Regions from separate parts of the Homo sapiens genome. Here regions 2, 3 and 4 are each linked to region 1. Evidence: chromatin contacts called from ENCODE Hi-C or POLR2A ChIA-PET data. All regions are on one chromosome and are shown on one strand. The core of a region is the stretch at or near the end of the contact, and the rest is flanking DNA. Distances in the headings are between cores, read along the strand shown.

Evidence for each region. Hi-C counts contacts between places; a loop is a spot of excess contacts on that map. ChIA-PET counts read pairs that join two places held with the same protein, here RNA polymerase II (POLR2A). Pooled maps may share reads with other maps.
Region 2: a map of astrocyte of the cerebellum shows a loop between it and region 1 (2.7-fold over the local background). The contact joins two enhancer-like sites. A Hi-C loop is called at or near these places in 2 of 168 maps with a recorded cell type or tissue (HAP-1 and astrocyte of the cerebellum) and 2 of 50 pooled maps. POLR2A ChIA-PET finds 5 or more read pairs at or near these places in 3 of 52 experiments (AG04449, AG04450 and BJ).
Region 3: a loop to region 1 is called in a map of G401, with 3 times the contacts of the local background. The contact joins two enhancer-like sites. A Hi-C loop is called at or near these places in 2 of 168 maps with a recorded cell type or tissue (DLD1 and G401) and 1 of 50 pooled maps. POLR2A ChIA-PET finds 5 or more read pairs at or near these places in 3 of 52 experiments (AG04449, PC-3 and activated T-cell).
Region 4: POLR2A ChIA-PET joins it to region 1 with 10 read pairs in AG04449. The contact joins two enhancer-like sites. POLR2A ChIA-PET finds 5 or more read pairs at or near these places in 2 of 52 experiments (AG04449 and OCI-LY7).

Annotation. Positions count from the first base shown.
Region 1 is chr14:99,877,985-99,880,888 of GRCh38, forward strand. EML1 (EMAP like 1) reads left to right here. Exons shown (of 22, transcript NM_004434.3): 4 at 501-635. Among named protein-coding and RNA genes, the nearest start is that of EML1, 86 kb to the left of the region's middle. Within about 2 kb of position 1,519, at least 2 of the 41 ENCODE cell types and tissues checked have a DNase peak (open chromatin) inside an H3K27ac peak, as active enhancers do.
Region 2 is chr14:99,754,872-99,757,775 of GRCh38, forward strand. It overlaps a transcript of EML1 not described here. Among named protein-coding and RNA genes, the nearest start is that of EML1, 37 kb to the right of the region's middle. RefSeq lists enhancers at 405-1,025, 1,026-1,645. Within about 2 kb of position 1,525, at least 12 of the 41 ENCODE cell types and tissues checked have a DNase peak (open chromatin) inside an H3K27ac peak, as active enhancers do.
Region 3 is chr14:99,773,672-99,776,575 of GRCh38, forward strand. It overlaps a transcript of EML1 not described here. Among named protein-coding and RNA genes, the nearest start is that of EML1, 18 kb to the right of the region's middle. Within about 2 kb of position 1,445, at least 5 of the 41 ENCODE cell types and tissues checked have a DNase peak (open chromatin) inside an H3K27ac peak, as active enhancers do.
Region 4 is chr14:99,965,730-99,968,633 of GRCh38, forward strand. No RefSeq gene overlaps it. Among named protein-coding and RNA genes, the nearest start is that of EVL, 98 kb to the right of the region's middle. RefSeq lists an enhancer at 2,276-2,885. Within about 2 kb of position 1,427, at least 3 of the 41 ENCODE cell types and tissues checked have a DNase peak (open chromatin) inside an H3K27ac peak, as active enhancers do.

The sequences.
Region 1 (2,904 bases), core at 269-2,768:
CTCAGGACAGCTTTGAATGTGGCCCAACACAGATTTGTCAACTTTCTTAATACTCTATTTTCTTTGCAATTTTTTTTTTGTTTAATTCGTCGGCTATCGTTAGCATTAGTATATTTTATATGTGGCCCAAGACAATTCTTCTTCCAATGTGGCCCAGGGAAACCAAAAGATTGGACATCCCTGGAAAGTGAAGCCTACTCAAGGGCAGGATTGCTTCCCTGGAAGCCCCTGGAGTGCTCTCACACGGTACTGTTGAAGTCTTAATGCCTCAGTTTCTCCATGACTGTGAACTGTGCTAGTGGCCTCAGTTAAAAAGGCAGAGAGAGAGCAGAGATGTTATTCTATGTGACACTCTGAAAAGCTTTTTGATCTCCGTTGCTAGGCCTGTCTTTTGAATATCCATGTGGAAGTATGACGTTCTATGTATATATTTGTATGCTTAGCAATAAAATAAAGTCACGATATTAAGGAGTTCACTGTCACTTCCATTCCACCCTTAGTAACATCAAGAGGACCAGCTCTTCTGAACGAGTGTCTCCTGGGGGTCGAAGGGAAAGCAATGGGGATTCCAGAGGAAACCGGAATCGCACAGGCTCCACCAGCAGCTCTTCCAGTGGCAAAAAGAACAGTGAAAGGTAAGGACGTCTTATCTCTCAGTTCCTGCTGTTCAGATATGTTAGTACGGCTTGTCCCCAGAGAGGAGTCAGAAGATCCCCTCATATTCCAACAAGCTGGGAGTACTCTTGGAGAAGAAGACCTTCTCCTCAGGTATTTATAGGACTAATCAAACAGCCATTTGAGGGCAGCTGCCAGGCACAGTTCACACAAACTACCGTCCAGGTGGAAAAACTGTCACTCAGATTCCCAGCACTCTCATGTAGACATAAGTAGTTCCTGAGAATTTCTTAGTACCAAGTACCTAGAACTGGGGAAGCCATTCTGAATTTCTACCTGAGCACCTTCGATTTCTAGTACACTCTCCTGACCTTTTTAAGTTCATTTTAATGGACTGCTTTAAGTTTGTCAGCAGTATTTTCTGAGACACAGTGGCTGAAAAGTTGTAATTTTATGATTTATCAGAGGCTATGTTTCATATTGATGCTAACACCAGAAATGTGAACCATTTTTCTTTATGGTTTCATGAAATACGTGGACTCCAAATTTTTGAGTTTTTCTATGAGGTTAGTTTGTAATGGATTATGATAAGTATCAGTGAAACTAATAGTAACATTTTGTTCCTGAATGCTGCTTTTTGGCATTTTAGCAGCTTGTTTTGTGTCTATATAATATATTTATATCTATATAATGTACTTTGTAAAGAAAATCCAGTTTCTCTATGTATTTTTACCTAACATTGTACTTTGTTCTCACTTTTTAAACATTGTACTTTAATTTTATTCTCTCTGTTTAGTAAAGCTGAGGAAGGAATTTCAGCTTCAGAGGCTAAGCATGTGTTTTTTTTCCCAAATGTTCATGTAAGGAGAAGGCTTAGTCATAAAGCAATCGACTCCAACCCACAGGCTATAAAACTTCCAAGTTTGTAAATCCATGGTGATTCAGTCCTATAAAGGAAGCTTAAACTCTTTTTCAGTTTTATTCCTAAAAGATGTCTGTTGTAGAAAACATAGAGACACTTCTCACATCTATAACAGGTCAGGTCCACGGTCTATTAACAATTTAAAAAACCATTAACATGGGTTCTGTCTTCTTCTCATTTAGACTATTAGTACTTCTTATCAGAAGATTATGCTAATGGGGTGATAATACCTTGGAAATGAGGCCAAGTGGTTACAGTGGCAACAGAGTGTGAATTAGTGGGAGGTGCAACGTAGCCCAAAGCTTCTTTGAATTCAGGGTAAGCTTGGAAGTTGACCTGAAATGTCTAGATCTTGGCAGTTCTTAGAGACTTGGCTCCTCCTCTGCACATCTGATTTTTATTAAGAATTTCCAAAAAGAATCTGCATTGTGTAAACTCCAGATCCATTTTATCTTTAAAATCCTATGGCTTTGGTAAATGTGCTGGGTAAATATTTCCATAGAAGATATTTACAAAGAGATTTTTGAGAAATGCCACAGTAGGAAATTTTGATTTGGAAATGAGGGACTGGGAAAATTTACTAATCATGTTCCCAAACTAATTCAGGCAACTAAACATGTCCATTTAAAAATAAATTCTTTGTCTTGTTAGAACCCAGGCGTGGTTGAGGCGAGCATAGCACAGAGCTGGCTGAGTTTCATGCATCATGCACTGAAGGGGTTTCAGAGACAGTTACTGTCTCCTCTTAGGCAATTGCTGGTCTTGACAGGGACCCATAGGAGTAAGAGCTGCAGTAACTCAAAAGAAGCAGCTAAGACTCGGTAGAAGTGAAGGTTAAGCTGGTAATTCAGTGGCTGCCTGACCCCTTCCCGCCTTTCTTCCTCTGTATTCCCACGTGCGCAGCCCCATGCTCAGGCTGCCTTGACCCCAGCACCAAAGCAGATCTGGAGTCTTGCTGAGAAATGCCACCCTCGAGGATGGGACACAGGGAAGGAAAGGAGTAGGGAGGTGGCCCCCATGTAATTTCTGTTTTTAAACATTACTGCGTTCAGTGGACTCAAGATGGCATGCCTCGTCCCCATCGCTCACTCGACATGTCCATTGTTCCTGCAGGCTGTCCTGTGATTTAAAAAATTGCCCTTGTTGGGTTCCTGTAGGCAGCAAGACATGGTGGAAAGGGCAGAGGCTCTGCAGTAAAAGAAAGATCTGGGTGTGTATCCAGTTCTGCCTTAATGTCTCCAAGCCTCAGTTTTTTCCTCTACAAATTAGAGATTTTATACCTAATGCCCTTGAATCTTATAAATGAGCTAACTTGTAGGAAATTATCCAGCGTAGGGCTTGGCACTCAGTAAATGATCGTCATCCCT
Region 2 (2,904 bases), core at 275-2,774, 120 kb before region 1:
CTCCCCCGCCCCATGATCCGGAGACAGCAGGCACCTGCCTCTCGTGTCCATGCAGCATTACAGGAGGGGACAGGTGGCCGTGAGGAAAAGCTGTAAACCTAACCAGCTGTAATCCCGCTAATGGTTTATCTTCTTTTCATGAGAAGGAGGCCCAGCATCCTACACGGGGCAGGGAACAACAGGCCTTTGTGTTCTTTTGGGAAATGGGATGGAGCTCAGAAGAAAAGTCAGGCGTTGGTGCCTTATCTTTCCTGGCAAAGCTGGGGCCTCTGGGCCCAATCCCTGCTGGCAACCAAAGGGTGGCATGAATAATGGAAAGGCTGGCATGCAGCTTCCAGGCACCCAGCCGGTGACAGGAGCTGAAGGAGATGGACCGTGGAGGACAGGCAGCCTCCAGCAGCCTTGGGGGCCTGGAGGCCCCGGGGAGCCTGGGGCTGCCGGAGGGGCCTGAGAGGCGCTATGCTGATGCTGCCAGAGAGTCAGGGGTCTCTGTGTCAGCGTCACTTTGAAGCTTATATCTCAGGTCCCACACGCTGTGTGTCCTTGGGCAAGTCACTTGATCTCTCTCAGCCCTCCTCTTCTTGCTGTGACATCCTCATCTGGTGGTTGTGGCGGCTCCAGAAGAGAGGCTTCCAAGTGCCTAGTGCACAGTGGGTGCTTAGTGGTGCCAGCTGTGGAGGGGAGAGCTGGGGGCAAAGGAGCAGCTAAAGATGTTGGTTCCTGTCCCGGCTGTGGACTGGCTGTGTGGCGCTGGACCAGCCTCTTTCCCATTCCGTGGTCACTTGCCCTCCTGGGGAACAGGGTGCCTCTCTGGATCCCCAAGTCTGCAGAACCCCAATTCTAATTCACACAGATGCTGACTGCTGGCTCCATGCCAACCCCCGCAAGGGGCAGGGTGGGGAAACTGTGTTGTGTGCATGGTAGGTGTGCGGGGACCAAGCGGGAGCTGCAAGAGGAAGTGTGGCCTGAGGAGGCAGGGGGCAGGAGCCTGGCCCTGGACCCACCCTGGAGCAGGTCCCTGGCCCAGGGTAGCACAGGGCTACTTCACAGGCGAGGAACCCGAGGCTTAGATAAGCTCAAGGAACCCGCCCAGGGTCCCCTGCCGGCAAGTGGCAGAGTGTAGCTCCCATGGCCACACGTGTGGCCCACAGCCCCTCGCCTAGCCAGGATGGCTCCGCAAGAGGACAACATCTCACCCCAGGATGGCTTTCAGGGAAATGCAGCCAAGAAGGGGAGTTGTGCTGGGTGGGGTCACCAGGGTGCCCAGAAGCCAGCTCTCCAAGGTCAGCAAGTGCTGGGCCCCAGAGAAGGACCCCAGGAGGCGACTGCAGGTGGCACATCTGATGGCATCAGGGTTGGGGGCACTGACCAATGCCAGTCCCTTCCGACTTAAGGGGGTTTGGTGGTGGGGGCAGGGTCAGGCAGCATGACCCATACTGGTCATCGGGTGGCAGCCCTGGCTCTGCCCTGCTGATGTAGCAAGGCGGGAGGCAGAGGCTGACCAGCAAGGCCACTCCGGCCTATTGCTGTGAGTCACCGCCTGGCTCAAGGCCCAGGCAAAGGCCGCGGGAGGCCTCTGTCTGGGGTTCCCACAGTGAATGGCTCATCGGTTCCTTGGTGTTCCTGGTGGGCTTTGGGGAAACCTTTACTTCAGATAACAGAGTGAGTAGGTAGATGGTTTGGAGCCATATGACAGTCTAAGCCTATACCTAAAGAATGGTGGGGTCATCGACCCAATTTCTAGCACCTAAAACCTTTGGCCCAGTGGTTCTCAAACGCTGGTGGGCACTGCAGTCGCCTGGAGGTGGGGAGGTGTTTGTTAAAAAATTACACCTTCCCGAGCCCCCACACCTGTGGAATCTGAATCTTGGGGCTCTGGTGTGATTCCCGTGCCCCCAGCGTTTGAAGTTCAGTGTGTCAGGCACCCTCAGACACATTCACAAAGACTCTCAACCCCCCTCTCACGTCCCCTTTCCTGTGTTCCCAGCCTCACACATCCGCACGCGGCCCGCACTCTCACAGGGCGCGTATACACTCATCTGCATGGACTCACATCCACAAGGATGCGCGTGCTCCTGTGCCCACAATGACACGCAGTTCTACACACACATCCCCAGGACCGGCGGCACAATTTGCAGGGCCAAGTGCAAAACGAACATATGGAGCTGCTGTTTAACAATCATTAAGGCTGGGCATGGCGGCTCACGCCTGTCATCCAAGCACTTTGCGAGGCCGAGGCGGGAGGATCACCTAAGGTCGGCAGTTCGAGTCCAGCCTGACCAATGTGGAGAAACCGCATCTCTACTAAAAATACAAAATTAGCTGGGTGTGGTGGTGCATGCCTGTCGTCGCAGCTACTCGGGAGGCTGAGACAGGAGAATCACTTGAACCCGGGAGGTGGAGGTTGCAGTGAGCGAAGATCGCGCCATTGCACTCCAGCCTGGGCGACAGAGCACGACTCCATTTCAAAAAAAAAAAAAAAAGAATTGTTAAAAATTTCAAGACTGTGGCAGCAGAGCCCCCAGTGACAGCACAGGTTGTGTGGCAACAAAACTGGCCTTGCATACAGTCGCGCATACCGCTTGTGCACATCTAGGAGCCTCGTGGATAAACATGCCACACGGCACAGACACCCACGCATGTACACTCATGTGCACACACAGCAAGGCTTCAACCTAACTTTTTATTGGGATGAGGAAGCGTGCTGGTTAGCGTTTAATAAGCAAAAGCAAAGTTGAGTCATATGTGTGTTGCTTGAAAGCAAGAAACGCCAGATGGAGCATTAAATGAATCACTGTCTTGGGTTTCATGAGTAACATTTTAATTGGGTTGTGACTAGTTTGGGAAAACTTTTAAGCTCCCCTCCACCTCAAATCCAAATTAAATCAGCAATTATTTAATGCT
Region 3 (2,904 bases), core at 195-2,694, 100 kb before region 1:
TGCCATCACCCAGATGCGCAGGATCTTGTGGCAGAAAGCAGGAGCCTGGATGGGAAGAGGAGCAGCCAGGCCGAGGTGGGCGCCGCTCCCCCTCCCCGGCCCTGCCCAGGTCCTCAGAGAGCTGGGACCTGAGACTCATTAGTGCCTGCATAATGGATGCCTCCTTCTCTCTTCTTGGAAATCCCCAGCCCATCTTGCTTAATGGCCACGAGGGAAGTGGGATACCGGCGCTCTGCTCGTAAAGCCGGCCTCTGCCCCCCGCATCTCCCCTTGGAGGAGGGGCGGCTGGGCGGCTTACACAGGGGAGGCCTGGTCTCTTGTCTTCTGCTTCACGACGGCTGGGTGAGCATCTTCCCCCACTCCCTCCTTCAGTCTGTCCTTCTGAGGGGCTGGGGTACTGGGACAAGGGCGGGGGGCCTCTGAACCACACTTGGGGTGGGCAGAAAGAGCCTGGGCCAGGAGAAGAGCCCTTGGCAGGACTCCAGGGGAGACAGGGAGGGAGGGAGGATGACAGAGAGCTCCAAGCAAAGAGCAGAGGGGTTGGAGATGAGAAGCAGGATTCTAGGCATGGGGGGACTTTCCCAGGCTCTAGAATGACTCTGGTCACAGTGACAGCGTGGCCTTGTGACCTCCACCCTAACCCGCATCCACGCTCCTCACCACATTGTTCTTAGGCAGCTCTGGGGCCTGGCAGGGCCCAGAGTCACCTGGTTTGGCCATGGCGATTGTTAAAAGATGCAAATGCTTCTGTAATGCCCAGTATTTTTGTAATGTTGCCCTATCCTCCATGCCTCCCGAGTGTACCCTTTTTCCTTCCCTCACCCTCCTCCTCTGGGACTCCTCAGACCTCCCCATATCCACCCACTCAAGGGTTCATGCTTGGCACGGGAGCAGCCCTCCAAGCCCCTGCTCTAGCCCTGGCCACATAGGATGCTGCATAATTTCAATAGCTCCACTGGGATAGTCTGGGTGCTCAGCAGCATGGCTGAGTGACGTTTGCACCCTTGGGCGGATGCCCTGCCTGCTGGTGAGGGCCATGCTTGTAGTGCCCTGCAGTTCTAGGGGTAAGGGGCCATCTTCCCATGTCTGTGTGAAGCCTTGAGTAGGGGAGAAGCTGAAGGAAGGAAGGGCAGAAGGAGGGGGTGGCTTGCCAGCATCCTCTTGAATGAGAATGAAAGTTGAGAGTGGAAATTTTAATTGCAAAACCCACTGACAGCTTGACTTTAAGGGAAAAGATGAGCTAAATTTAACCTAGCCAGTTAAAGAGCCAAAAATGCAATTTACTAATTAGCTTAAAATGGAAAGTAGTCCAGTGATCAGAAAAAAAGCTTTTCTGTTTAAAAAAAAATACAAAATAGAGTTGATTCCTCTTTTCATACTGACATGCATTTGAATACTGTTATGTAATTAGGAATGCGGTTTGCTGGCGCACTGCCCAGGACACAGAGGCAGAGCATCACAGCATCACAGCCTTCTTGAAAAGTTACAGGAGCCTTGAAATAGGCATGAGCCTATGTCTTCAAGTCAAATCTGTTTCCTAATTACAGAGCATCCAGGAGGGATCCGATCTCTGTTCTCAGGGAGTGCAGAGCTCAGTGGGTGAACTAGGCAAGGCCACAGAGGACTGTCACAGACCTGGACAGGTACTAGGCACTGAGGCATTCAGAGGAGGGAGAAAGGGCATATGACAGGGAGGGAAGAGCCGGCTCCCGGAACAGTGGCATTTGAGATGAACTTGAGACGTGGTGGCTGGGGAAATGTGGAGCAGTGGGAAGGGACAGTCAAGATGTGAGATGGAAAGAGTGAGGCAGACCCAGAGTACAGCAAGTGCTTCACTTCACAGGCAAGTAGGCTGAGGCATGGATGGACGTGACAGATCCCACGCCAGCAAGGTTGATCTGGCACCATGATGGCAGGCCCATGGGCTGGGTTTACTCTTCATGACGGGCAGCAGGGAGCCCAGGGGCTTTTGATCTGGAGAGTGATTGCATTGGAGTTGCGTTTTAGTGAGTGGCCCAGCCGCCATGTGGAAGCTACGTTTTCATGACTGTGGTATGTATTTTACTTCACATGATTTTTGCACCAATTTGAAAGGCGTGCCTAAGATATGCATATAACTTATTAGCCTCTCCGCTCCTTTGTGTAATGGCAGTATTGGGATAGCAATTCAAGGTCATTTCAAGGACCTTGAATAAAACATTTTGTAGATTCATCCAGGACCCATTATAAGAACATTAATAGTTTTGACACGAAAATAATATTTGAGAGGAATTTTACAGCACAATTTCATGATACAGTTTATGTTTATATTCTTCCAGCTAAAACATGATTTTTCAAAACTATGGCTGTCTTTTAAGAATATTTTCCTGCTGCTTTCAAATGGTGCAACAAAATGTCCTACAAGCAAAAATGAAATCTTAGCAGGTAACACAGCCATTCCTAGATTAAATATATAGAAGAGATTCTCCTCAGAGCCCTTACAGATGAAGCTGAAAGGAAGCAATTATGTTTGTTATAAATGGAGGAAATATAAAAACCTGTGAAATTGACCAGGTGCGGTGGCTCATGCCTGTAATCCCAGAACTTGGGGAGGCCAAATCAGGTGGATCACCTGAGGGGTCGGGAGCTCGAGACCAGCCTGGCCAATATGGTGAAACCCCGTCTCAACTAAAAATACAAACAATTAGCAGGGTGTGGTGGTGGGCACCAGCAATCCCAGCTACTTGGGAGACTGAGGTGGGAGAATCGCTTGAACCTGGGAGGTAGAGGTTGCAGTGAGCTGAGATCGCACCACTGCACTCTAGCCTGGGTGACAGAGCGAGACTCCATCTCAAAAAAAAAAAAACAAAACCTGTGAAATTAATTAGTGCAGAATCCCTATGATGTACAGCCGAACATTTTACT
Region 4 (2,904 bases), core at 177-2,676, 88 kb after region 1:
TAATATATTGGTCTCTGTGCTATTGTGGAATCTTTGATTTTGCATCAGAGTAAAATAAAATAAACCCATCACATTTGGAACATAAAAAAAAAAAAACAAGCTAAGTCTGATTAAGCTGTGTGGGCCCCAGTACCTTCAAGGCCTGTCTCCTGTGGTACCAGAGTGATTATTTCTATCTTATCTCCTTTACAGCTTGGTCTGGAGTGCTGCCTTAGACTCTCTGATGAATCTATTCAAACAGCTGCCTCTGTTACCTTGACTCGTCTCAGATTTTGTCGACCCGAGGCAGGTCCTGGCACTAGGAATGTTAGATTCTATTATTTTGACTTGCTCCAGGTTAGGGAGAAGCCCATGCAAGGCTTCTACTGACCGTATGCTTTATTTGTAGCTTTGATGTCTGGGCACCGATTGCCCTAGGTTTAACTATTTGCTCAGTGTTAAGGCAGCGCTGTGGAAATCTGTGTAACTGGGGTGCTGTGCAGGCCTGTCTGTCGACTGTCATACAGGCCCGTCTGTGTGATTGTCAGGGAGAATTGGCCTGCCACAGTTGTGACAGACCACATGGCTTTGAAAAAGCCAAAACTATTTACCAGCTGGTCCTTTGCAGAAAGTGTACTGACCCTTGTTCTGCAGGAGTGTCTTTTGTTTTTCACTGCCTCTAATTAATTTCTTAATTTTGAAATAATGTATTTTCTATTCTCAAGATTTTTTTGTTTGTTTTCCAATTGCTCTTAGGCAAGATCTTCTTGACTCTCCTCATCACTTCTCTACGATTCCCTCCTTTAGACATGCCACATTCTGACTGCGCAGCCTGGCGGGAAGACCGTGCCTCCCTGGGTGGGGAGGCTGCAGCCTTTAAACTTCCCAACACCCCGACCCCTGACACGTCTGCTCGCATTCGGATGCCCGGGCCTCCCGGCCTCCTTGCGAATGAAGTGCCGGCGGCTCCCACAAAGGCCTGGCTGCCACAGTCCCCACGGTAATTGCGAGACAGCAGGCAGGAGAAGTGAGCGGGAAGTTTCTTCCCCAAAGCTGATGGTGAACGGGCCCCCAAGCTGGGACCCGATGACTAGCTGGGAGTGAGGAGAGATTTTGGCTTTCCTAGGTGTGAGCTGGATGGGGCTTCCCTTCCCAGTGGCCTCAGGGCTCCTGGGAAGGGGCACGGGCTCCAGGGGGACCCTTAGGCCTCTCTAGGATGGCTGGCTGGTTGTCCCAGGCATGTACTTGGCTTAGTTTTCTTCTTCAATTAAGTGGAGACATTAAGTTCCCATAAAGTGGGAACACTCAGACTTGGCTGCAGAACAGCAGGCCTGCTCCCGCCCAGCCCTGTGACACAGCCAGGTGGGAGCAGGTCCCTGGAGAAACTCCAGCCAGCCTGCCCACTGAGGGGGAGCCTCGGGAAGTTCACAAGGTTTGCAGCAGGGAGGAGCCTGGCCCCTCCCCTTCCTGCGTGGAACCCGGGATTCCGACTGCCAGGCCGGGCGGGAAGCGCTCTAGCGGAGGGACTCTGGCCTTGCGAGAGGAAAACCAGAAAATTCTGTCATGGGGCTCTGGAACCCCCATGCTCACCCGCTCCCGCCCTGGGGAGTATACTTCTGCTGTCAATAAATCTCTGCTTTTATTGCTTCATTCTTTCCTTGCTTTGTTTGTGTGTTTTGTCCAGTTCTTTGTTCAAGATGCGAAGAACCTGGACACCCTCCACCGGTAACACTAGGTCCTCCTTTCTCCTTGCAAACAGTGGCACTAAGAAGTTGCCCTCCACAAGACAGGTAGCAAAGATTTTCCCCCAGCCCCGTCTGGCCACGCTTCTTATTGATGGGTCCAGATCTCTAAGTCACCCCAGCAGAAGGCTGGAGTGCTCCCCGGTATGACTATAGGGCCCTCATCCCAGAGTCACCCCTCCTGCCTTCAAAGCCAGTAAAACATGATCTTAGGGAAATCACTTTTGAGTGGGGGAGCCCGAGAGAGGTGAAATTAAAATAAGCTCCAGGCCGGGCACGGTGGCGCACACCTGTAATCGCAGCACTGTGGGAGGCCAAGGTGGGTGGATCACCTGAGGTCAGGAGTTCAAGACCAGCCTGGCCAACATGGCGAACCCCCATCTCTGCTAAAAATAAAAAAATTAAGCTGAGTGGGCATGGTGGCGGGAGGCTGAGGCACCAGAATTGCTAGAACCAAAAAAAAAAAAGCTCCAGCTTTGACCCACAGGCCATCTTCAAGGTGTGGAAGCCAAAATGGACCAGAAGTAATTTCTATTTCCTGCCAGATAGAACACAAGCAGGAGCCGTAGTTGCCAAAAATGCCCGCGCACACAGGCTAGTGGTCTCTGACCCTCCCAGGGCACTGCTTGGGTTGGAATGGCGGCGCTCACGCAGGATTCCTTCAATTCTGCACTGTCACAAGCCCACAGGGCTGGAGAGGCTGGCAGCACAAAGAGGAATGAGACTCGCTTGCTGGTCTCATGAAGTTCACAGCCTAGTTGGGGAGCCTGCAAGTAAGAAGACAATCCCGATGCAGGAGGGCAGGCGTGTGACCCCGAAACAGTGTAGAGAAGGAGCCTGCAGCCTGTGGTGGGGGAGGGTGGTGCTGAGCGGTCCAGGAGAGACCTGACACATAGCAGGATTGAAGATGATTTGCCAGGCAGGCTGAGGCAGTGAGCAGGGCAGGAGAGGAGGCAGACACGTGCCGAGGAGCGCAAGGCACATTAAACGAATGGATGAATGAAGGAAAACTAGCCATGCTGTGTTTAAGGAAAACAACTGCTGGTAATAACTGAGTTGGGCAATGAAATTAATGGTGTGAATGAAAAAGGGGTACAGGGTCACAGGTGGTCCCCCAAACCCCTGAGACATCTGTGGTTGTCTAAGCGTGCTTTACTTTGGATTCTGGCATGCATTTGTAACT